Regions from separate parts of the Mus musculus genome. Here region 1 is linked to region 2. A link is a loop called in an ENCODE intact Hi-C map of the cell type or tissue named here. Cell type or tissue: gastrocnemius. All regions are shown on one strand. Each heading gives the region's core, and the rest is flanking DNA. Links, peaks and the distances in the headings are about the cores only.

Region 1 (12,162 bases), core at 2,692-10,691, 67 kb before region 2:
GTATTCATAATAGTCCCAAAGTGAAGCCCACCCTAATTAATGTATACCAATAGCAAACAGATAAGCTCATTAAATGAAATATTACTCAATACCAGAAAGAACCACACTGGCAAACACAAACAACTGTGAACCTCAAAAGCATCGTTATGCGTTATGTACAGTTAAAGAAGACAGCACAACTACACACACACACACACACACACACACACACACACACACACACACACACATATATATATATGAAGTTCTGGAAGAGCCAGTGCCCCAAATATGTGCCCATTTGCATTAGCATGGGCCATGACAGAAAGGGCTTATGAAGGGAATGGGCACTGATGCTCTCTATGGGCATATGGAAACTCCAGGGTGAAAGGGATGGTTTTTCTTGTTGGCTTTTGGTTTGGTTTATTGACATAATACCTTGCTACATAGTCCAGGCTGGCCTCAAACTTATAGTACTACTTCCCGAGCCTCCCCCGAGCCAAAATTATCAGTGTTAGCCACCATGCCCATCAGGAACATCCTCCATCTCTAGAGCGATAGTAATTCATTAGTTTACTTCAAAAAGGAAGAGGAATCATGAGCTTCCTATGAACATGGTCTGTGGATGTTTGCATTAAAATCTTCATAGAATCTGAATTAAAAACAACATGTCTTTAATTTTATTTAACCTGCCAACGTGTGTGCGTGTGTGTCTGACATGAAGACTCTTACCTGAGTTTACTTTGGCGATCCTCTGCCCCTCCTTCCAAACGCTAGAATTGCAGCTAGGTCTCCATGCATACCCAGAGTTTATCATCCACTGAGCCATCAACCCCCCTGTCCTATCACTAACAACTTAAACAATTTTAACACTGTGTGAGGAAAGGCGTATGAAAGGAAAGAATAAGACAGACCCAGATGTTCTTGTACTTTCATTCAATGGTATTTTTACACTTCTGCTGTATTCCAGGTAAGAAAAATAGTCACTAGAGAAATGAACAAAAAATTATACATTATAATTGAAATTCTCAGTCTAGTAAAAGACAAGAAAGGATTAATTGAGGTATATAAAAGGGGGGCTCTGGGGATAATAGCACAGTGACAAAGTGTTCAGGCATTCTGATCAGCCCCCAACAAGGGAAACAAAAAGTGCTAAATACATTTAGAGAAAATGCATGATTCTTTTCCCCTCTCATAATCACACATGTAATATTAATACTAGAAAAGTACAAATTCAGTTAAAACTTCTGAAGAACTGAATAATTTTAAGAAAAACTTGTTTTAGTAACTATCTCTACCCAGCCTGTTTCTTAGCTCCAGTCAAAATAAGTCATGTTCCCTTTCTTTTTTGTTTTTGTTTTTTAAATGAGTTGTAGAATTCGCATATAATTATCCTGTGTAATACGGTACTTTGATAAGCCTGTACCTACCCTGACACCATCAAACTAATCAGCATAAGCATTAACCTTCATATTTCTTTTGTTGTGGTAAAAATACTTCAAATCCATTTCCAGAAATTATCAGCAGTATTTCGTCAACTAGAGTCTCTATGCTGTGTGATAGATAACACTTTTGCTCAGCTACTTTTTAGTGATATCCATGTCCATAGCACAGAGAATTAAGCAACTGTGTACTGCACACTTTCTCAAGCCTGTCACACCCCAAACCATAGCCCCAGCAGTGTCATGGGTGCTGTGCACAAGGAACCCAACTGCCCCACATGCCTCAAAGGCAAAGAAGATGGCTGTGGCCCATTCTCAGGAATCTATCTCCTCATAGTCTCCCAGGCTGCTTCTGACCCTCCATCTTACACACAGCCATCATTTCACATCACCAATAACCTAAAGCATTACTAAAGGCAATGGCCAGTTCTCAGTTAAGAACTTGAGAGAACTTCTCATTGTCCTGAGGCTTCTTTTTTTTTCCCACTCAAATGGCCTCAACCCCAGCCCTCTGTGTAACTATATACCCTCAGAATACATAGCCTGAGTGATTCCCAAAGGCAGCCATAAATCCTAGGTGATGGAAGGCAGGTCCACATAGGCCTGTCGACTGTAACAAGCGTGCCAGCCCTGCAGGAAATGCTAATCAAAGTTCAGGACAAGCATGGCTAAACCTCTAAGCATCCGCTCTATTCTGCTAGGAACTAAGGCTGATACACAAGGCACTCTGAGATGGAGGCGGGAGAGTTACAAGTGTGAACCTAGCTTTGGCTATGCAATAGGAAGCTCTCGGGAGCAGAGGGGGAAGGTAACAAAACAATTTTTATTTATTTGAAATCCCACTATTTAAAATTTGCTACTTCCCATGGACGTCAACCCAGTAGCACCTTAGCTTCTTGCCCTTAACTGGAATCCTTCTTAAACAATAGAACACAGAGCAAGGGCTGTCCTCTGCCTAGACTTGTATCCTTCACACTGGGGCATCCTCACAAACTGGTTTTAGAGCAAAATGCCATGGAAACATTAGTACTAAATGAGATTTGTATTGTCACTGAACTCAGTAACACCGCTGGGAGGCCCCTAACAGCAAAGTGCTTCAATCAAGAGTCTAAGGATAAATATGAGAGCCACACTTACACCACCATGAACGGCACCCACTGGCAACCAATTTATCCAAGATTAATTTCTAAACATCCTTTCTTCATCTTGGCCAAGAAAGCAAAACAGCATTTATAGACTGAATCTCCCCTCACCCCCTGCCCAACACACACACATCAGTCCAAGAAGGAGGAAACCCCCTGCACATCACCCCCCTTAGGCTACCCTCCCCCACTCCCCAACACCAGCAGGGGTGGGAGAGATCCCTGGACCACCACTATTACCACCACAATATCAAGTATTTGGAGAATCAGCCACCAGCTACTTACTCCCCAGCCTGACAGAAGGATAGGAGTGGGCAAAGGAACTCATACTGACCTCACCAAGGGAGCCTTGGGTCCGGAAGACCTCTGTCAATTGCCTTCTTGCAGGCTCAGCTCACAAAACCCCAAAGAAGGCCGCTGAGCCAAATGGAGGGAAACAGCCTATGTTTTATCTGTCATGCACACATCCTCCCAAGCCGCAGCCTGTGTCAACTTCCATAAAACTATCACAGTTTCATGTTTAAAACAAGAGTACTAGAACTTTTGAAGGAAAACAGGTCTTATTAAAAAAGAAAAGGCAGAAGTGGCTCCTGAGATACTGTTAGCCTCGTAAGCCTAGTGATAGCAGTTGTAATGTTACAGTTTTGTTATCTACATGTGGGCAGCACTTACTCTAACCTATCTGCTATCCATTACTTTGGTCTGAGAGCCAACACAGCCAAGTTTTCATCACTTATAATGTATAAGACTTCCCAGGTACTGGAAACCTTTCTGGAATGAAGAACAATTCCTTTTAAAACGACTTGAAAAGCATGCAGATTCTGGCATGGTTACGCTTGGGCCAGCTTGGCTTGCATGCATCCTTTGAAGTCTCAGGAACTTGGTACTTCCTAAACCTTTTGACTAGAATGCCCTTACCCCAAATGTAAGCAGGCTCAGCTCCTCGGCCACACCCATAGCTGGATGGTCCCTTCTCACTCACCACTTCAGGGACTCCCTACTTCACACGAGAACGTATATGTAGACAAACGCATGCGCACACAGTACATACCACGCCTGCTTCTCCCCCCCCCCCCCCCCCGCACTCTTATTAGATATATGCACACAGGCATTTTACTTAGTTATAGAGCTTACTATCTTTCTCCCACTGAGCCAAGTCCCAGACCACAGATTTCGGCCGTTTCCTTTTCTGTCTTCTGGTCTATGGTGATCACTGGTCTCTGTGCCTAAGCCAAGGCCTAGAACAGGAACTCTCGTTAGGTCCAGGGCTTCCTTGGCCAAGTACAGCCCACTGGTCTAAATAACCAGGGCTAGTCTGTGTCAAATATTTAGTCAACAAAGGAGAACGTGAAAAGTTTTCATTAACTAGTATGGTGAACAAGAGGGCTAAACCACTTGAAAATAAGAATTGAGAGGTCTCAGGTACTTGTCATAGATAGGCTGCCTATTTCAAAGAAAGAAAACAGAGGTTCTAAAATACCCTAGCTTAACAAACAAATACTCTTCTGTTCTTGCCTGTTTATATAGGGTCTTCCAGGGAAACTGTTATAATGTATAACAGAATGAGACTAAAAATGGGTTTTCTTGACCATCATTAATAACCACTGTTAACTACTTTAAAGAGACATGAAGATTAGTGGATGGCCAGCTCTCACTTGATACACACCAGCGTGGCCTCGGGTGAATGAGGATCATATCTGCCCAACACCAGGCCGATGCATCCATGCTGTTATCTACAGAGAAGACTGTTGCCACAAGCTCATTACAGAAGGACATTTAAGCCTATGGCAGAAATGCATGCATTGTACTGGGTAAAATAAATATGGACGATCACATATATATAAAACAATGATTTTAATTTTGTATCTTATTTTTAAAAGCATACATATTCACAGGAATAAGAACAGAAGCCTCCATACCAAACTATTGCCAGTGGCAACTTCTAAGTACTGCTTTTTAATTTTCTTTTTATTTTGTTTCCTGGTAGTATGAGAAAAGGACTTTTTATGTAGCCCTGGCTGTCCTGGAACTGGCTAAGCCAGCCTCAAAATCAGAGACCCACCTGCCCCTGCCTCCTGAGTGCAGGGAATAAAAAGTGTGTGCCATTTTCTTTAGGACACGCATGGCAGATTTTTATGTAGAATCAGATAAAGAGGGAAGCACTGAAACTGGTGGGGCACGCCTCTCATCATGGCACTGGGCAAGCATAGCCTGTTTCAAAACAGTTATGTATTAGTTAACAGGAAACAGGAGTAGGGAGAGGAGGGAGAGGGTGGTAAGGAGTGGAAGAGCAGCATTTCACTGTGACCAAGGACAGGTATACAAGCTAGAATTCTGAAATTTGTATAAGAATGGTAGAACCATCCTCCTCTGTGGGATGCTGAGGTCAAATTCCAGTCCCAACCTGCTATGTGACACAAGTACAAAAACAAGCTGACCCAATTGCAGCCACCATCCAGAGAAGCCTACACTGAGGACACAGCTCACAAGCAGACATACCTTCTAACCTAAATCTGAAATGCCGCGCCGCCGCCCCCCCCCGCCCCCCCCCCCCGCCCCCAAAAAGGAAGCAGCAGGGCCAATAGAAGCCACCACTTCTCCAAGGAGAATGCTGTCACCAGAGCTTCAGAATGCCCTTGTGTGGGTGTGAAATGTAAGGACATTCTCTGTAAGGCTGCCTCCTTAATGTCACTGCTGTGTGTAGCCAGTGAGGCAGAGTTGACCAGTCTGTGAAGTCAGAGAGCTAACATCAAGTATGGACTCCTTCATCCTCTAACCACATGATCTCAGGCAAGGTTCACCACGGCTTCAAGCCTCAGGTTGGTTCCTTTCAATGGCCTGCCATACCTAAGTCCAGGATTTTAGTAAAGATTTTAAATATTTATCAGTGGGACCGAAGATGTGGCTTCGTGACCAGGTACTCGACTGGCATAAAAGAGGGGCCTGGGTTCAATTCCCAATACCGGAGGTAGAAGGGGAAAAAATGGTTAAAGTATTTGTCAGGATGGATAGCCACTACTAACTCCTTAACATGCCTGAAGCCTAAGCACAAAGACTTTTAAAATCACGAGTCCCCTCATTTTAAACAAAGACAACAAAGTACGGATGTCATGCTCCTAAGATTCAAGTCTGAGTGCCTCAGGACAACTCCTCCGGCGAGATCCGACAGCCACTGAGTCCACACATGGCGTCCGGGTGGATGGCTTGGGGTTTGTTCCCATTTGGTCACCTCTACAGTACTGGGGTGTCACCCTGGGGCCTTGCGAAAGCTGCAGTCCCATGTGACCTCTATTAAAAAGGCTTCATCTGCTGAGATACTTTTGTGAACTACATAAGACCTCCAGAAAATACCGCGTCCTTTCCTCTCTAGCATCTGCTTCCCTAGCTTTACGCTGGACAAGGTCAGAATGACAGCAGCCACCACAGCAGAGCCTGCATCAGAAACAGAGTATATTTCAAATAAGTTCTCATGACAATAATCTCAGCAGAGCGATGAAAATAGTAAAAGGTGAAAGTATTAATATTTAATCCTAATATGATACAAAGTAAGACCGTTTGAAATAGGAGTAGCACATATTTTAAAAGTATAGTTCCACAAGAATTAAACAGATGTCTTAAAATCCAATCTCAAAAGAAGGAGGCAGCACACCGTACCATTTCCAGACAATGGAGTACAGTCCAGGTAACACACCTACCACCAGGTCCGAGGCAGCCTCAGGGACGAGCATGTTAAGTACAAAAGCCAATGGAAGCCTATTTGGAGGGCACCCACTGGCCAAGGTTCAACACCATCTGCTCTGTCCCAAGAGAAGTTGCCTGTGAGGTGTCCAGTCAGAAGTTCCCTGTCAAGAGCACCTGGCCAGAGTCAAGCTTATCACTGCTGCTTTCCTTTTTGTCCCCTCAGGCAACCGGAAGGACCATCAAAGAGGCTGAGTCAGAGCTAAGGAGTGACATTCCAGGAAAAACAACTGTCTGGCCTGTGGAAAGGACTGGCTCCACGCCCACTGAGCACCTGTCTCTGACTCAGGGTCATCCAGATAGGCATGGCAGGCTCAGGCCATGCTCTCCCTCGTTACCTCTGACAGCTACGGTTTCACATCCAGCAACTGGCTCTTTTACATGTGTGCTGGTTTCTCAGCCAGGGTCATGTCAGGTACTAAGTTTCCAAGCCAGACAATATGGTACACTCCTATGAACTCAAAGGTGATCTCAGACCAAAGGGACAGACAGTTTAAGGCTAACTTTGAAACTGCATCATAAAATCCCAAAGCTAACCCTAACCTTACACGTGCAGGAGGCTGGCTCAGTAACAGTAGCAGCATTATGAGGGTAAACAACTTGAAAAAGAGCTGCAGTAGCCCCTCCCCCACACCTCACATCTTGTGTCTCAGCTTTTTGATTTTGTACTTCCTTCATTTTTATTAGCATAAAGCACATATAATTCATTTTCCTTCATTAAAAACTAAATCCTTAACCCTTGTGGTAAGTTTAAATGAGAATGGCTCCCACAAACTCAATGTCAGGTCCCTAGTTGGCAGAACTGCTTTAGGAAGGATTAGGAGGTGTGGCCTTGCTGGAGCTATGTCACAGGGGTGAACTTTGAGGTTTCAAAAGCCCAGGCCAGGCCCATCTCTGTCTCCAACTTGAAGAAGGAGAAGAAAAAAGTAAGCTCTCAGCTACTGTTTCAGCAGGCAGGGCTGCCTACCTACACATGTTTCCACAAACTGTAAGCAAGCCCCCAATCAAATGCTTTCTTTTATAAGTTGCCTTAGTCCCGGTCTGCACAGCCAGAGCTACAGAAAAGTAACTAAACACTCAGCTTCTCTCTTCCTCTTTCCCTCCCATTTTATAATCCATAAGGCTCTAAATCTTTTTGAGGTTCATCTAAAGCCGATGGTGAAACGCAAGGCCATTCTAAGCCTCAATCACAAATTATCAAGACGCCATTCCTGAACCTTGCACTGAAATAACCAGTCTACTGAACATGACAACAGGCTTAACTCCCCCTCCCCTCTGGGTGCCAGGGACGGAATCTAGAGCATCACAGATGCCAGGCATGCGTGCGCTCAACTGCCCAATCACACCCACGCGTACTGAGAAGAGACAGCTCAAAGGACAAAGATGCTCCACTTTGGATAGTTGTAACATCTTTTAAGAGATCACGTTTGGCCCATCATGGTGGAGCAAACCTTTACTCCCAGTACTTGTGGGAAAGAGACAGGCAGATTTCTATAAGTTCACGACCAGCTTGCTGAGCATAACAAGTTCCAGGGCAGCAAAGGCAATACAAAGAAAGAAAGGAAAAAGGAAAGAAAGAAAAAGAGAAAAGAAATCATGTTCCACCTGCAATAACTAAAACCAGAGGTGCAAAAAAGCAGCTGTCCCAACTAACTATACTGAGACAAAAATGTTAAACCCTAGACCCCTCTTGCCACTGTAAAAGTATTCGGTTAAAGCTTCAGGTTAATGCAGAGATCTACATTTACGTAATATAAACCATACCACCTCTTAATAAAAACAACAGACGACCTATAAATCCAAAGCCCCATGGATTTATCTCAACAAGACGGAAATAATACATTCAAATTTCCACCAAGCCTCACCTTGCTTCATATGACAAAAGTCTCAGCTTACCTTGAAAATGAAATACTATTTGGAGAGTAAAACTGCTAGTGTTTACTCTGGGTACTAGTGCACCAGTCACCTGTCAGGGGTGCCAAAAAGAAGCGGACAGGCTGGGAGATGGAGCTGCAGGGCGGAGGACTTGCTGGGCACGGCTAAGTTCCTGGGGCTCAGTTCCCAGCACCACAAGATGAATTACAAAATAAGTAAATAAAATCAACAGAGAAAAATGGATTTGAAAATTATTTCTGGAGTAGCTCTTTTAAGACTTTCAAATGTGACTTTTCAAAGCCATACTTTGAGATTGTAGGTGGCCATTACAGCTGACCCCTCTTCTCCAGGTCTCCTTTAAAATAATAGTGCATCATGATAATGACAATCCATACAGTCAGGAACCCCAGAAGCCTTCCCACAGAAGACAAGGGACACCAGGGGCATTGTGCTGTGTGTGCTGGTAGGACAGAGTGACAATAGAGATTGAGGAGCTGAGGTACAGCCAGCAAGGGTTCCATCAGGACTAAGGGACAGGATTCCAAAATAGCAGCCAGCCTAAAAATCTACAGAATGTCTGGATTCTTACCTTCTACCATTTACAAAAATTAAGTCAAAATGGATTTGAGTTGTAAAAAGTAAGAATTGAAACTAAAATTCCTAGAAGAGAATAATACAAGCACAAGACTTCACGGCAAGCAATTTGCCAATGGAGCTCTTGGATATGATGCCAAGAGCCCAGCCAACAAAGCAAAGCATACCAGGGTTAAATGGCAAGGAATCAATAAACAGAGTGAAAGATGGACTGCATTTGCAAACCACACATCTGAAAGAAATGGACAGCCAAATGTGAAGATCTCTTAGCATATAACACTGAAAAATCCAAATAACCAAAAATAGACAGAGCACAGTGCACTTGCACAGACGTCTGATAAGCAAATGGTCAACTGTACATGAATGTATGTTCAACATCACTAAGCATCAGGTGAAGCGAGACAAAAGCACAGGCAGAAGCGGCCTCCCACACATAAGAACAGCCATTAACAAACCCAGACAATAACAAGTGGTGACAAGTGTCACCTGACCTTTTTGCTGTTTCGTGGGTTCCTTTTTCTTCCACCTTTCTCCACCCTTCTTCTCCCTCCTCCCTTTCAACCCCCTAACACCAGGTAGGAGAGAAGGAAGGCTAGAGAGGAAGGGGACACAATGTTGTTAGAGTACTTCCTGCTCATTAGGGGCCCTGAGTTCCTTGGAGCAAGTTTGCTCTTCAACATGAGGCTAATTTCTTTTCATCTATTTGCATCTGCCTACTTGACAAACTGCAACAAACCACAACCAGCAATATCCAATCAGCAGCTAGCCCCCTTTATCGGGTCTCTAGCATTGATATATGCCCTGAAAAGTTCCCAGAATTCATATGTCACACGCTCACAAAAAAATGTCAAAAGCACACCCCAGCTAGAACATGAGGCAAATCATAGCTGCTGTGGGCAGTCAGAAGCAGCTCCATATCCCACACCTGAGATTAAAACAAGAACACTCTTCTATTGCTGTGTCTTTAAAAACAAACAAACAAACAAACAAACAAAATTCTCACTTCAGACAAGATTGTGGAAAAACTGGAACCCTTGTACACTCTTAGAAATATAAAATGCTACAACTGGCATGAAGAACACACAGACAACTCCTTTAAAAAAATTAAACAGAAAACTACCATATGGTCTAGTAATTCCATTTATGGGACATATCTGAAAGGACTGAAAACAGGATTTTGAAGAGATATTTGCATACCTATATTCACTGTGGCTATTTTAATAATTGCCAAAAATAGAAGTCACCATACTCTATGTCCACTACCTAAATAAATGGATAAGGAAAACATGGTTGTATAATCAATGGAATACTATTCAACCCTTAAAAAGAAGAATCTATTATGTGCTGCTTCATGCATGCACGGTCAGGTTGTTAGAAAGTAAGCAGTCTCAAAGAAACAGCAGATTCCATTAATAAGGCTTAAAGAGAAAGGGGCTGGGAAGAGAAAGACCTGTTACTCTACAGTAAGTTACAATTTACAAAGATGAAAAAAGTCTCCAGACCTTTTAGGAAACATGATGTAGATTGCCATTACCTACCTCATACTAAATATGATCAATAGAGGTAAATGATGTGGTTGATTTTTTTCAAATCACAACAAAAGGGGAATAGCGAGGTTACCCTGGATTATCTAAATGTAATCACCAGGCTCTGAGAAGTCAAAAAGGGCAGACAGAGGGGCATGGTGCTCACAACCATGCATGAGGGAAATGGGAGTCCACAGAAGACTTGCCAGACTTAGTGGCTAAGTGAAAAACTCCAAAGCCAAAGAAGAAGAGGGATAGATGGAGGGAGGAAGGAATGGAGGGGGGAGAGAGAGGGAAAAAAAACAGAGGGAAAGGAGAGAGGGAAAGTGGAGAGCAGGGCTCAGCCGGGAACTTCAGAACTTCAGCATGGCTGGAACACACCACCAAACATCACAGAGCTCAGTCAAAACTATGTGTGGTCATATTAGACTTTAAATTATATATATATTTGCATACATATACACACACTATAACATAATTGCATTAAGACAAACGGAGATCTGGGCATAATGGTATATATCTAATAATCCTAGAGGCTGAGGTTGAAGGACTCTTGAGTTTGAGGCCAGCGTCAGCCTACAGTCCCTCCCCACCCCTAATAAAAGAAAAGGGTAGAAGAAGGTGGTGGAAGAAGAGAAGGAAAAGAGAAGGGGTGGGAACAGCAGGAAGGAAAAGTGAACCCTAAGAGTCATGGGTCATCTTTAAATCTTCACTCAACAGGAAGCAGGACAGAAATCTAATGTCTTTAAAGAAAGCACTAAAGTGACACTTAAAGCATTTTCTATGTTTTGAAACAGAGAGATACACAAATTCCAGGAAATACAACCAAAAGAGCTGAAAGTGTCTACCCTGAGTCAAAGGGGCCATGGGAAGCTACTAACCAATTGTCCTGGATAGTTTTATATCAACTTAACAGAAGGTAACGTGACCTCAGAGGAAGGAACCTTAAATAAGAAAATGCCTTCCTAAGATCAGACTCTAGGTAAGCCTGTAAAATATGCTCTTAATTCCTGAGGGATGAGAGAGGGGTCAGCTCACTGTGGGTGGGGCCAGCTCTAGGCTGGTGATCCTGGGTTCTATAAGAAAGCAGGCTGAACAAGCCATGGAGTGCAAGCAAGAAAGCATCACCTCTCCACGGCCTAAGCATCAGATCTTGCCTCCAGAGTCCTGTCCTATTTGAGGTCCTGTCCTGACTTCCCTAGACTATGAACAGTGATATGTAAGTATACGCTGATATAAACCCACTCCTCACCAAGTCACTTTAGTGATGGAGTTCCGGCAGAGCACAGTGACCCTAAGACACCAATGTATATGCCACTGCTTGAAAAATAAAATGAGCACGGAAACAAGAGAAAAAATATTGAGCTCCCAAAAGCAGTAATAGAAACTGTTCCCAATGGCAGTCCTCAATGCTTATCTTGAAGAATAACGCCAACAACTGTCCTGACAGTACACAAACGGACATTAGCAGTCTGGACTCAAGTTTCAGGTGCCAGCACCATACAAAAAGTCCAAAAAGTCTGGGTGGCAAACAGCTAACCTACTATACCATGCTGTGAGAAGTGCAGCCAACACTCTGAAACACAACTCTTACAATGAAAAGTATGATGTAATTCATGCCACTAAATACTTGGAAGAAAATTACTCTGGGCTAGACAAAAGTAATATTTATATTTTGAATAAGTAAGTGCATGTTCAATATACACCCACAGCTAAATTAATTAAGTGGGATGTGTTTACTGCTGAATCTCTGCAACCTTTATATATGCAAGTTGACCATGATCATTACTTTAGATTTCTCTGAAGACAGAAAATAAACACTAGAGCATAAAAGAATTAAACGTCCATTTACCTCAATCATGCTGT
Region 2 (12,162 bases), core at 2,375-10,374:
TTTGGATTACCTTCTAAGTGGTGTGTTCGGCCTTGTTCTACTGGGATCATGGGGTAAGGGTGGTTAGAACATTTTATCTTCTTAGTTGTTTGTCTGGTTTTGATGAATGATCTCTTGTATCACAAAGCTGGCCCCATCCTTACTTCAACTTCTCATCCTCCAGCCTCCTCGTCCCAGTTGCTGACAGGAAGGCACTCATGCCCACACTTGGTTTCATGGGCTGCTGAGGATCTAACCCAGGGTCACATCCATGCCAAGCAAGGATTCTATGAGCTAAGCAACATCACTATCTAGCTGCTGTTGCTTTCTTTTAAGTCCTTCCATGTGATGGGTCTCATCAGATAAAGGGGGGGGGGGCGATTTCCTTGTTCCTGCTGAACTCAACACAGCTTCCTTCTCAGCCCTAGCTAAAAGCCTGTACTCAGTCGCCTTACATATCAGGTCACTGGGGACTTAACTGAGCTTTGGGACATGAAGAAGAGCCTGCAGCACAGGAAGAGCCTGCAGTTTCACAGTGAGCTCGGGATGGGCAAGCCTACAGCTCAGAGCCCAGCTTTGCTTGAGCTGCATCACCAATGCTATCACCAATGTCAACAAAGGATGCTTTGTCTTCACCCATCCCAACATCACACATTAAATGAATTTTTCACAGTTGCTAAACACCGGCCACATAGATCATCCTTCTTGCATTACAAGGAGTTTTGTTGTTTCATTGGTTCTAGTCCATTCCCAATCAAAAGCCCAAACAATTTGTTTTAATTCCTTCTTTTATTTGGAAAATTATTTCATTTCTCCCCTCCCTGCCTCTGTCCAATACCCCCATATGCCCCTCCTCCTTGCATTCAAATTCATAGCCTCTTTTTCCTTTAACTATTATTATATACATATATGTATATAAACATATATTCCTAGATATACAAGTACAGCCTGCTCAGTCTGTACAATGTTACTTGTTTGTATGTTTTCAGGATTGACGATTTGGTATTGGATAACCAATTGGTGTGCTCTTCCCTAGGGAACAATATCTTCCCCGCTCCCTGTTGAAAATATCTGCTTTCAACATCTTTATAGTTATCTGATCTCCGAGCTTGTGATTCAAAAATGGAATCTAAGATAGTCAGTCTTATTTCAGAGTTATACCTCCAGACTTTAAAGAGTCATTTTTATGTCACAGCCCCAACAAAATCACAGCAGCCAAAGAGAGGTGAACCTACAGGTGTCAACTCCCAGACTAAACCCGTGTCTCTCCCTGGCCCGTCGGCCCAGTCCAAAGAGTAGGCAAAGAACCATACTGACTTGAGGCTACATCTGCTCGCCCAGAAGCCCTCCCTCCAGCTTGTAAGGGCAGAGAGCCAAGGCCAGACGTGGGAGCAGGGGCCCTTCCTGTCCCAGCTGGGATACAGGCTGCCCCGCCCTGTTCTTTCTAAGAGGAAGTGGGCTGGAAATCCTGTACACTCATTGTTTTATTAATAAAACTTTAGAAGGAGGAAATCTTTAGACAGGGATACATATTCACTTGGAAAACTAGGAGGCTAAGTCCCTAACATTCTTATGTTTCTTGCTGACTTGATTATCTGAGACTTTAGAAACAAAAACAGAATCCTAGTCCATCTTAGCATGACAAGTTGCTGATGACATATTAGACAGACAGCCGTCATTATTATGCATAGCCCCACCCACATCACAGTATATTCTGAGATAGGGAGCGAGCCTTACATGGGTTCAGAAACTCTTGTACTTTCCAGGATGCCGCACTCACAGAAGTCCAGCTAGAATCATTCTATAAACAGATGACCCTAGACTTACAGGTGAGAGGCAGACTTGTAGAAAGCATAAATTCAAAATCAGTCTCTCTCCCTCTTTCCCTCTCCCCACTCTGCCCCCACTTCTCTCAACTCACTATGTAGACCAGCCAGGCCTTCAACTTACAGACATTGCCCTGCCTTTGCCTCTGTCTCTCAAGTGCTAGGAATAAAGGTATTCACTAGCAGCCCCTGGCTCAAAAGACAATTAATGAAACAATTCACTAAGCCAGCGTTACGGCTTCATGAATCAGCTCTTAGACTAGAAAAGCTGTTTCTCACGCCTGAATCCACCTCTTCTAGGATAAGGTAGTTAGGCAAGCCTAAGCATACTGGGTGTTCCGGCAACACACCCACAAGTGGACGAAAGGCCTCTCAGTCTCAAATTTCCTGGGCAAACACTTAATGCTGCTGTGTTGGTGTGGTTTCTACACTGTCTTGGACTATATTAATATTCCTTCTTCCTTTCCACAGATGAGCTGGCCCAAGTCCTCCGGCTCTTACTCATTCCTAATCACTCACTCATTTCCTCTGTTCAGACTGGGATGGGAGGGGCAAATAGCTCTCTGGAACCACTAATGTTTGGACTTAAGATGACTGGCTATTTCATTATTTTGAATTAAAAGGACTAGACTCATCACATTCTTTTGGGGGAAAAGTTGCCAAGTTACCCATACATTTGAATATAGTTTTGCTTACTATTTCAAACTGCTTTAATAACAGAAAGTATGCTCATGGATAGCTCTATAATTAATAAAGACCAAGAAGGGAAACCCCAACATGGAACTCCACTGAAGATAATCCAGTGAGTACTATGACAGATGTCTTTAAGCCCCGTGTCCCCATCACTACTTGACTGCAATGTTCTCATATGCTCATTGAAGTCTGTTTATCAAACATTTTGTGCCATGCTTGTTCAGCATCGTTGACACAAATATACAACAGTCTATTATATAAACAAATTGGAGCATATACTAGAAGCTGTCTGGGTCACATCCCATGTTCACTGTTCATCTTCAGAGCTAATCCTTTCCATAGAAATAACCCTTAGAAATAGGCTCACTGGAGACAAAGGATCCACAAATTGTTTCTCATTTGGACACAAGAGGCCTTTTAGGGGAAAGAAAAAAAAAACAAAAACAAACAAACAAAAAACTTTCTGAGTCTTTCAGCACTTACATTTTGCTCAACCAACTTTGGCTGAATTTTCCAAGTCATCCTGATGCTTTTACTGAGAGCTAAATTTGTAGTTGGTTTCCAAATTCTTGAAATCTGTTAAGCAGTTGGTCATCTCTAGTTAACAAGCTATATTGCTTAGTGTAGCAACTCTATTCTTTGACATAGCATGACATCTTGTCCATTGTGTTGTGGTTGTTGTTTGAGGCAGGATCTCATGGAACCCAGGCAAGCCTGTTTGCTATGTAGACAAGAATGAGCCTGAGCCCCAGTCCTCCTGTCTCTGCCTCCCCAAGTGCTGGCATTACAGGCCATGCAGTATCATGCCCAAAACACATTCTTCTGGGACTGTATTTCAATTCACATTTGTAACGGAATGACTAGTATTAGTCACCCAGTGTCCCGGGATCCTCTGCTTGCCTTAGTTAATTTTCAGATCAAACCCTTTCTATAGCTTTCTGATGATGGGCAAATGACCTTTTCTCTGAAAGCCAAGCTTCAGAGTTAAGAAGCTGTTTCCGTTTCCAAACTCTCCCACTTGCTAAGGTAATGACTTGGGGTTGTATTGAGGACACATCTCTGTGATTCTCAGGTCCCTATCTCCTTTTGTGATGCTAAGACCTAATCTACTTAGCACACAGCCTGTTTATTTTTATAGAATTGGCATGTCAATGTAAGAATAGGCTACAGTTTTTATAAAAGTGTTTTTTAAGCGGGACTGAAACAGCTCAGGATGATTCTCTGGGTCAGAACTCTTGCCCACATTTCAACACCAGGAAGTTTAAGTCTAATAGAGAACCCAAAATGGATGACACCACCCCTAACCCTAACCCTAACCCTAACCCTAATCCTAACCCTAACCCTAACCCTTCCTGAGCATAATTAAGCCCACACTGCCTGTATCCAATGAGCAACTTTTTCAGTACATGCTATGATGAAGCATTGGACTAGACACAGACAAAGCCAAGATTTGGGATGAGGAACCATTCATTGGTCAGGGCTCTCTCAGAGACTGAGGAACATACACCATTCTACACTGATAATATATACTCTGTGAGCATGCTGACCACTACAAATGTCCAGACACTCGAGGTAGGAATGGCAGCCTATCCCATTTAGACTCTGTTCCTAATGTGACGTACCAAGGATGTGCCAAGAACAGTGTCCATCCAGGCATGCATTATAAGGTGGGTACCACAGAGGCAGGCGGATTTCTGAGTTCGAGGCCAGCCTGGTCTACAGAGTGAGTTCCAGGACAGCCAGGGCTACACAGAGAAATCCTGTCTTGAAAAACTAAAAAAGAAAGAAAGAAAGAAAGAAAGAAAGAAAGAAAGAAAGAAAGAAAGAAAGAAAGAAAGAGAAAGAAAGAAGAGGAAGAGGAAGAGGAAGAGGAAGAGGAAGAAGAAGAAGAAGAAGCCGGGCATGGTGGTTTAATCCCAGCACTCGGGAGGCAGAGGCAGGCGGATTTCTGAGTTCAAGGCCAGCCTGGTCTACAAAGTGAGTTCCAGGACAGCCAGGGCTACACAGAGAAACCCTGTCTCGAAAAACCAAAAAGAAGAAGAAGAAGAAGAAGAAGAAGGAGAAGGAGAAGGAGAAGGAGAAGGAGAAGGAGAAGGAGAAGGAGAAGGAGAAGGAGAAGGAGAAGGAGAAGGAGAAGGAGAAGGAGAAGGAGAAGGAGAAGGAGAAGGAGAAGGAGAAGGAGAAGGAGAAGGAGAAGGAGAAGGAGAAGGAGAAGGAGAAGGAGAAGGAGAAGGAGAAGGAGAAGAAGAAGAAGAAGAAGAAGAAGAAGAAGAAGAAGAAGAAGGAAGAAGAAGAAGAAGAAGAAGAAGAAGAAGAAGAAGAAGAAGAAGAAGAAGAAGAAGAAGAAGAAGAAGAAGAAGAAGCAGCAGCAGCAGCAGCAGCAGCAGCAGCAGCAGCAGCAGCAGCAGAGTGAGCTCTACCATGGATGGAAGATAAACCCTGTAAGTTTCTTCAGAGTCCAGTCCCAGACCAAACCTGTTGTGAAACGGTTTCTCCACACCTTGACTTTCCCACCTTCTCTGAGGTGATCTCATGAGCTCATAACACCAAACCTGGACTCACACACACAAAATGCTAGTGTTGGGATTGCTTCTTTTTTGTTACTATAGAGACAGCATCTCACTATATAGTTCTAGTTGGCTTGACACAGTATGATCTAGACCAGGATGGCCTAGAACTCAATGGAGACTTACCTGTGTCACCAGGAATCCCAAGAACGCTATAACTGGTCCCGTCCTGTTTAAATTAAGTCCACTCCTTGTGCCCTGGGCAGCTAGGGAAAGCTATAAATGCCCTGGGGAAGGCAAAGGGATCCACCAACCTATTTCTAGGACTTTCCAGAGAATTCCACTCAGCTGGAGAGAAGAGATCAGATTCTCACTTCCTTTCTACCTGAGTCAGTTCTCAGAGGGCTACTGTTCTGAAGGCCAGTGGACTCAACCGTCTGAGGAAAGGTTTCCTTGTTGATCATCTGTATTTGGTTTGGAAAGGACACTAGCAGTATTCAAGGTTTACAAAGTCAATACTGGCACTTTTTCCTGACAGGCAGTCTTCAGATGACAACTTTACGTATGGGTGAGAGTAAAAGACCTGTGAGCCTCCTCAAATAGACCCTGTTCAAAACAGCAATGATTCACTGCATACAGGGCCCTGGTGCGCTAGCTTCTGCAGCTTATTTAAAATGCAAAGTGCTAAAGAAAAAGGCAAATTTCTGGGGCTCAGAAAGTGTGACTCAGTAAGCAGTAGAGGTGGGTGTTGAGGTTTTTTGTCTTTAACTGTCTATTGTAATGCTAAGTGCGGCCCCCAAAACCTGGAGTTTGTACATAGCTCCTGGGACCCTGCTACCAAGTTAATTCTGATTGGTCAATAAAGATGCCTGCAGCCAATAGCTTGGCAGAAGAGAGATAAGTAGAGTTGAGTTTCCAAGGGCTTGGGTCAGAGGAGAAACAACAGAAGAGAGAAAGAAAAAGTTGCCCATAGAAGAAGAATGACCAGGAGAGAAGGAGAGAGGGAGGGGGAGAGAAGGGGAGGGAGAGAGAGAGAGAGGGCTGCCAAGGGGTAGGAGTAAAAAAAATGTGATCCTGTGTGCTTGCCAATTGGAGCTAAGAGCAGCCCAGATGGAACATAGAAATAATGAGTGATGGCTGGGAGTTATCGATGGAAAGGTAGATTCTAACAACATGGTGGGCAGACAGTTGCCCAGCTATTGTGCTGCCTAAGGCTTATTTAAAAATATAAAGGCTGTGTGTGTGCTTTCATCCAGGAACATAAATGGTTAAGGGTGGGTATATAGCCCACACTGCTGGGATTTTTAATAATTATTTACAATAGTAGGAAATCTGCAATTGAACTTCTGCCACGTTTCTAACACCAGTGATTGGTGTCTGTATAGAATGACATGCAACTAAGTTAAAAGCTGGCAATGTCTTCTTAACAACTTATATTTTATCACTTTGAGATGGACTCGTGTCTCAGTTAGGATTTCTATTGCTGTAATAAAACTCCATGACCAAAAGCATTCTGAGGAAGAAAGGGATTATTTGGCTTACATATCCTAGATTTTTGTAGGACTAGGTTGTAGTCCATTAAGTTAAAGCCAAGGCAGGAACCTAGAGACAAGAACTGACTCCTGGGAAGAACGCTGCTCACTGGCTTGCTCCCAGTAGCTTGCTCAGATTACATTCTTATGCAACTCAGGACAGCTGGTCCAGAAGCTGGCACTACTCAGTGTGGGCAAGGCCCTTCCACATCAATCATTAATTGGGGAAATGCCCTACGGACATCCCCAAAGGCCAATATGAGAGAGGCGATTCCTCAATTAAGGTTCCCTATTTTCAAGAGGACTCTAGCTTCTTTCAAGTTGATAAAAAAATAAGGGGGCTGGTGAGATGGCTCAGTGGGTAAGAGCACCCGACTGTTCTTCCAAAGGTCCAGAGTTCAAATCCCAGCAACCACATGGTGGCTCACAACCATCTGTAACGAGATCTGACGCCCTCTTCTGGTGTTTCTGAAGACAGCTACAGTGTACTTACATGTAATAAATAAATCTAAAAATAAATAAATAAATAAAATGGGACAATGTATATGTTAGGCTTTTTTAAAAAAATAAAAATAAAAAAAAAATAAAAAAGACAACCTCCCTGGCAAAATTAATTCAATGGGAAACCACAAAAATCATCTTAAAAATTAATTTAATATAAAAACAGTAAAGTAAAAAAAAAAAAAACCTGGGGCTGGAGAAATGGCTCACAGATTAAGAGCACTTGTTGCTTCTGCAGAAGACACCGAAAAAGCGCCCAGCAACTGCCTAGAACTCCACTTCCTGGGGTCCCTGCAGATTCCTGTGTGTATATGGTACACATACACATGTGGTCCCAACACACACACACACACATACACTAAATCTTTTTTTAAGTTGATTTAAAAATTAGATAAACACTGAAAGAAAACTAGAGCCCCTGCTGTATGCTCAAATATAAAGTATTTATTAAAACTTTTAGTGTTATGTTTAAATTTTACACTTTAGGCTGATGAGACATGTACTCATGTCAAGGCATGTTGAATGTAATCATACAACCCTATATTAGGGTTTTACTTTTTCCCCTGTATTTCTTTATCCTCATGAATACATGTCATCTTTATCTTATGTTAAGTTATCTGACCTTTATGACCTGGCATAAAATCCAGAGAATAAGAAGTTGATATAAATCAATACGGGGGGCGGGGGGGGGGAGTTGAAAATATCTAGGTGGTTACGAGTGCTTTCTGCTCTTCAGAGGACCCAGTTTCAGTTCCCAACACCCAGGTTGGGTGACTTGTCATCAGTTTCATCTCCAGGTCAGGGGGATGTGACGCCCTCTTCTGGCCTCTGTGAGAACCGGAACTCACTCTCATGCACAAAGACACATGCACATGCAGAACTAAGAATAAGAAAATAAATATTAAAGAAAAAGGTAAAAAGTAGTATAAGAGCCTAAATTCCTAAACATCCAGATGAAGGAATGCTGTGCCTTCATCTGCTAAAAACAGAAAGAGTAGGTATATTCCATACCACACGCCTATTTAGATAATCCAGTGGGCCAGAAATACCTTTGCGAGAACAACTCTAAGAAAGCTCAGGAAGGCAGTGTGGTATATTAGCCATGGCATTTTGGCCACACACAATGGATAGTCCTTTCCTCAGAGTTTTTAAGCAGCACTTAAAATATTCATAAATATCATTGCTTTCCATTCTTCACTCAAGAACTACTTCATGCCAGAGATTCTATTCTCTACACCAACAGAGCAGGCCACCAGAGGCTGAGTGAGAGGCAATACTAGGGTGGTTTCTGACCTAAGACCTTAGACATGACATGTAATGGAGAAACTGAAGAACAACTATTTCTAAGCAAATAGAGACAGGAAAGGGGAAGTGTGGAGGTTATTCCAACGGAACTGGAATCGAGTCACCATAGCTGAATCTAAGCGATGGAAAGGGGAACAGAGGAGGACCATGGCATGTGTGGGTAACCAACAAATTACATGAGATTTTGAGGCTAGGAAACTATTATTTCACCTAACATGTGTAACTTTAATTTTTCAACCTCTATTTTTAATAATGATTCTTAAACAGTTTAACCTCCCTTCTAGCCCACCACCCACCAGGGGTAGTGGAAAAGAAAGGATACAGGGAAGTGGACCTGTTTAGAAAGGTTCTTTGGAACAAATCCCATCTGCATTGTCAGGAAATCAACAGTTCAGTTCACAGGAAACAACAGCAGCAGGTCAACCCACTCGCAAAACTTCACAAATACACTAGCAGTCCAGCTCAGTAGAATTGGGCCAGCAAACAAGAATCAGCAGTGGTGGAAGTACCTAGCAGAGATAGCCAGGCCTCAGCCTGGCTGGAGTCAGCAGGAGGGACCCAAAGGGACACCAGGAGAAGTTCTCGACTGTGCCTCTCTCAGGGAATTGAAGATCAGAGAAGACTGGAGTCCCACAAGCATTGCACAGCTAGCTCTATAAGCAAGCCAAGCTCTGTCTCCATCACTATTTGTCGAGTCCAGTTTAGAGCCCTCTAAACATCACATGTTCTCTATGGGTCTTGCCTCAGCACATGTATCTCTCTCAACTGACATCCCTCTGCCAATCAGCCAAAGTCCGTGAAAGCAGCAAGAATCTGAGGCACACCACCAGAAGTTCTCTGGCAAGTTTCTCTCTATGGAGTCCCAGCAAATGAAGCGCAACCATGCACGTAAGGCAGACCAATACATGTGTGTCTTTAGCAAAGAATCCTTCATCATGTGTCCTTTCATGTGCTTGCTCTAGCAGAACATTCTTTATCTGCATCTACCTCAGAGAAATGTTCCCTCACCAGTCTACCTTACCTTTCACCTGTGTCCACTTTGGGAAAACACTCCTTCACGTGTTTGCCCCAGCAAAACACCATTCAACACAACTAACTTTCCAAAGGACTCTTAAGTTTCCACTCCAAACATATTGGGAAGTTATGTACTGAAGGAGGTTTGTTTCGGTTGAGGTTGTGGGATAGGGAAATCTGACTGGTGCCACCAGGCAGCAAGACCTGGGAGTGGCAGGTTTAACAGGAACTGGTTAGTGTAAGATGCTCTGAGGAGGAAGAATCACTAAGGACTTGCTTCAAGAGAGGGTAAAGGAGATGAGGGGATGAGAGCCAAGCAAGGAAGGGGTGGCTCTCACGGAAGAGCTAGGACATATGGGGGAAAGTGAACAAACCGAGAACGCAGGATTTAGGAAAGAACTGAATTGAAAAAAATCATGTTTCAATCACAGAAAAAGATGAAAATACAAGGTCTTTATTTTCTTTTAGTCAAATTTTATACTAGTGATGCTACGCACAAGAGATCAACAGAATTCAACAGATACCATGGAAATTTCTCATTTTCTAAATGTCAGTACTTTTTCCAACTTTATTTTTAATCTCATAGCAATATAAATCAGCAAACAGTAAAACTCCCACTATAGACATTTTGGGAGGGGTCTTTTTGGAGGGAGTGGTGTTGTTTGGTACTTGTTTGTGTTGTTTGTTGTTGTTGTTGTTTTGAGACAGGGTCTAGCTCCAGAAGATCTCACATCTGGGACCATCCTGCCATCCTGTAGTGGGATTATAGGATTATAGGCATGCTCACCACACCTAGCTACTGAAAACTATATTTTCAAGAATATCACAGTGACTTGCCTGATAAAATATGATGCATGCATATCATGCCGTCACTTGTTGAAGACAATATTTGCTGTACCTTTAAATCCTAAGGGAAGATATCCAGAGCTCAGGATCTACACTGACCTTGAACCACTGCAAACAGGTCCCCTGACGATGTGCACAGCAAATGCCTTACTCGGCTAACTGTGGTGTCTGGCCTTAGAGAAGTTATACTAAAGTTCACAGGCGTCTGCTCCAAGTTGCCACACTTGAAGGCAATATGGAGGATAAGGAAAAAAGCCTTGAAAATAAAGATGCTGAACCTTGGATGAGCAACCTGCTCTAGGAGACATTCAAGAAGAGGAAGTCACTTGAATCCAATTCAAATAAGAGAGCCAGGGACAGAGCCATCAGAAGTAGGATTAGACTCAAATGACAGGCACAGTCACCAGGGTTTTCTCTCCAGGTAATATTCAATCTCCTAGAAACAAGCCATGAGCTCCTGGCAGCCCCTTCTTCTCGGGAGAGGTTCTGCTCTTGAGCGCCACTAGGTTTTCCTGGCTTAGGACCCAAGATTCTGTGCTAGAGGCGCAGGCACAGCGTCAAGAAGCAAAATAAATAGGAAGCTTTTTCTGTGTCCTAGAAAGATCTAGTCTTGCATATCATGGACTGATCAAGGAGATGGGGAGAAAGAAGTGGGAAAGAAGTCAAATCTCCCCCTTGAGATATGCCACAATCCTATTTTGAAAAAACTAAAGACCAATGGTACACGCTTTTAGCAAAGTAGTGGGACCCAAAATCTGAATATAAAAATCACGCTTGTTTTTGGCAGACAGAGTTGAAGATGGTAAGGCAGCTACATCACTGGCACACATATGGAGATGGCACTGCCCTTCAGCACCAAGGAGGGCTTTATAATATCACAGGGACTGGCATGGTGCCTATGCCCTGGCACATTCAAAATGGTATTCATTAGAGTCCCAAAGTTACCAGATCACAGGCGAGTGACCTCCTACAAAAACTTTACTAATGTCTTCTCCTGTCAGACTTCCACAGGCAGGAGAATCAAAAAGAGGTGCCAGCCAGTCCCCAGGGCTGTAGTCCTGGCTGTGGAGGCCACATGGGAGGAGCCCAGATGCCTTCTCTGTGTGTTCTTCTGTTCCTAAAGCTTTTCCTGCTGAATAAACTGCACCCACAGCAACATAACAAGGCACACAGCTTCTGTCATAAACCCACAGAGATGGGAGTTGGAAAAGCAAACGTAACAAGAGTCGTTCCTGCTCAGAATACAGGGCACTGCTCTTCCAACCCTATGTTCACTCTGAACTTCACAAAGCAGGTGACTTTACCCTCATTTTACCCATTACAAGATTATTTGGACTTTCTCTCAAGTAAATGAAAGGTTTATATTCCAAATGAGCACAGCTCTTCAGAAACGAGCCCAGTAGATATTCTTGGTCGCCAGAGTTTGGCTAGCACACAAACACGGCCACATCACTGGACTAAACGAATTCTTCCTCACTAGGAGAGAGCTGCTATAGAATATGACACAGGAAAGCTGTTCTATCTCTGTGGGCCCAAGTGCAGGAGGCACAGCACCTGAGACTGGCAGAACTCCCATAGTCAGAGGACAACCTACACCAGAATCAATGGCTTGGCCCAATTACTTGTTCTAGTAATAAAGGAATAATGTTTGGGGCAAAGAATAATGTTTGGGGCAGAGCAGCACAGCATCTATGCTTGCAGTTTTACAGATAGCTGAAAGCTCACTAACACATATCCTCAGTTACACATCAAAGACCTGTGAAATACAAATGCCAGCAGCCAATGAGAAAGAGGCGATCATGTGCTTGCTCACTACACAGCCAGGGCTCAGTGATCATCCCCTTCTGTTCTCTGGACCTCTGAGGTACCACACTTGTTAGACACTAAAAAAATACGGACGACTTTAAAAAGATCAACAACAAAGGTAATTTTGAACTTAACAGAAGGCAACTATTAAAA

The links. Hi-C counts contacts between places; a loop is a spot of excess contacts. Peaks named below come from ENCODE experiments on the same cell type or tissue, not always from the same donor. Only the 100,000 strongest peaks of a DNase experiment are listed, where the experiment ranks them.
Region 1: a loop joins it to region 2, with 2.0 times the contacts of the local background. A loop is called at or near these places in 4 of 42 quality-filtered maps.

Annotation. Positions count from the first base shown.
Region 1 is chr19:32,235,846-32,248,007 of GRCm38, forward strand. Sgms1 (sphingomyelin synthase 1) reads right to left here. Exons shown (of 10, transcript NM_144792.5): 4 at 12,149-12,162. Among named protein-coding and RNA genes, the nearest start is that of Asah2, 140 kb to the left of the region's middle. In gastrocnemius, for the core only: no CTCF peak of the experiment used is centred there; DNase peaks (open chromatin) are centred at 6,525 and 7,606; H3K4me3 peaks cover 321 bases; H3K27ac peaks cover 2,915 bases.
Region 2 is chr19:32,302,838-32,314,999 of GRCm38, forward strand. All of the region lies in intron 2 of Sgms1 (sphingomyelin synthase 1), which reads right to left. Among named protein-coding and RNA genes, the nearest start is that of Sgms1, 80 kb to the right of the region's middle. In gastrocnemius, for the core only: CTCF peaks have their summits at 7,015 (motif pointing left) and 7,850 (motif pointing left); DNase peaks (open chromatin) are centred at 6,086 and 6,708; H3K27ac peaks cover 3,028 bases.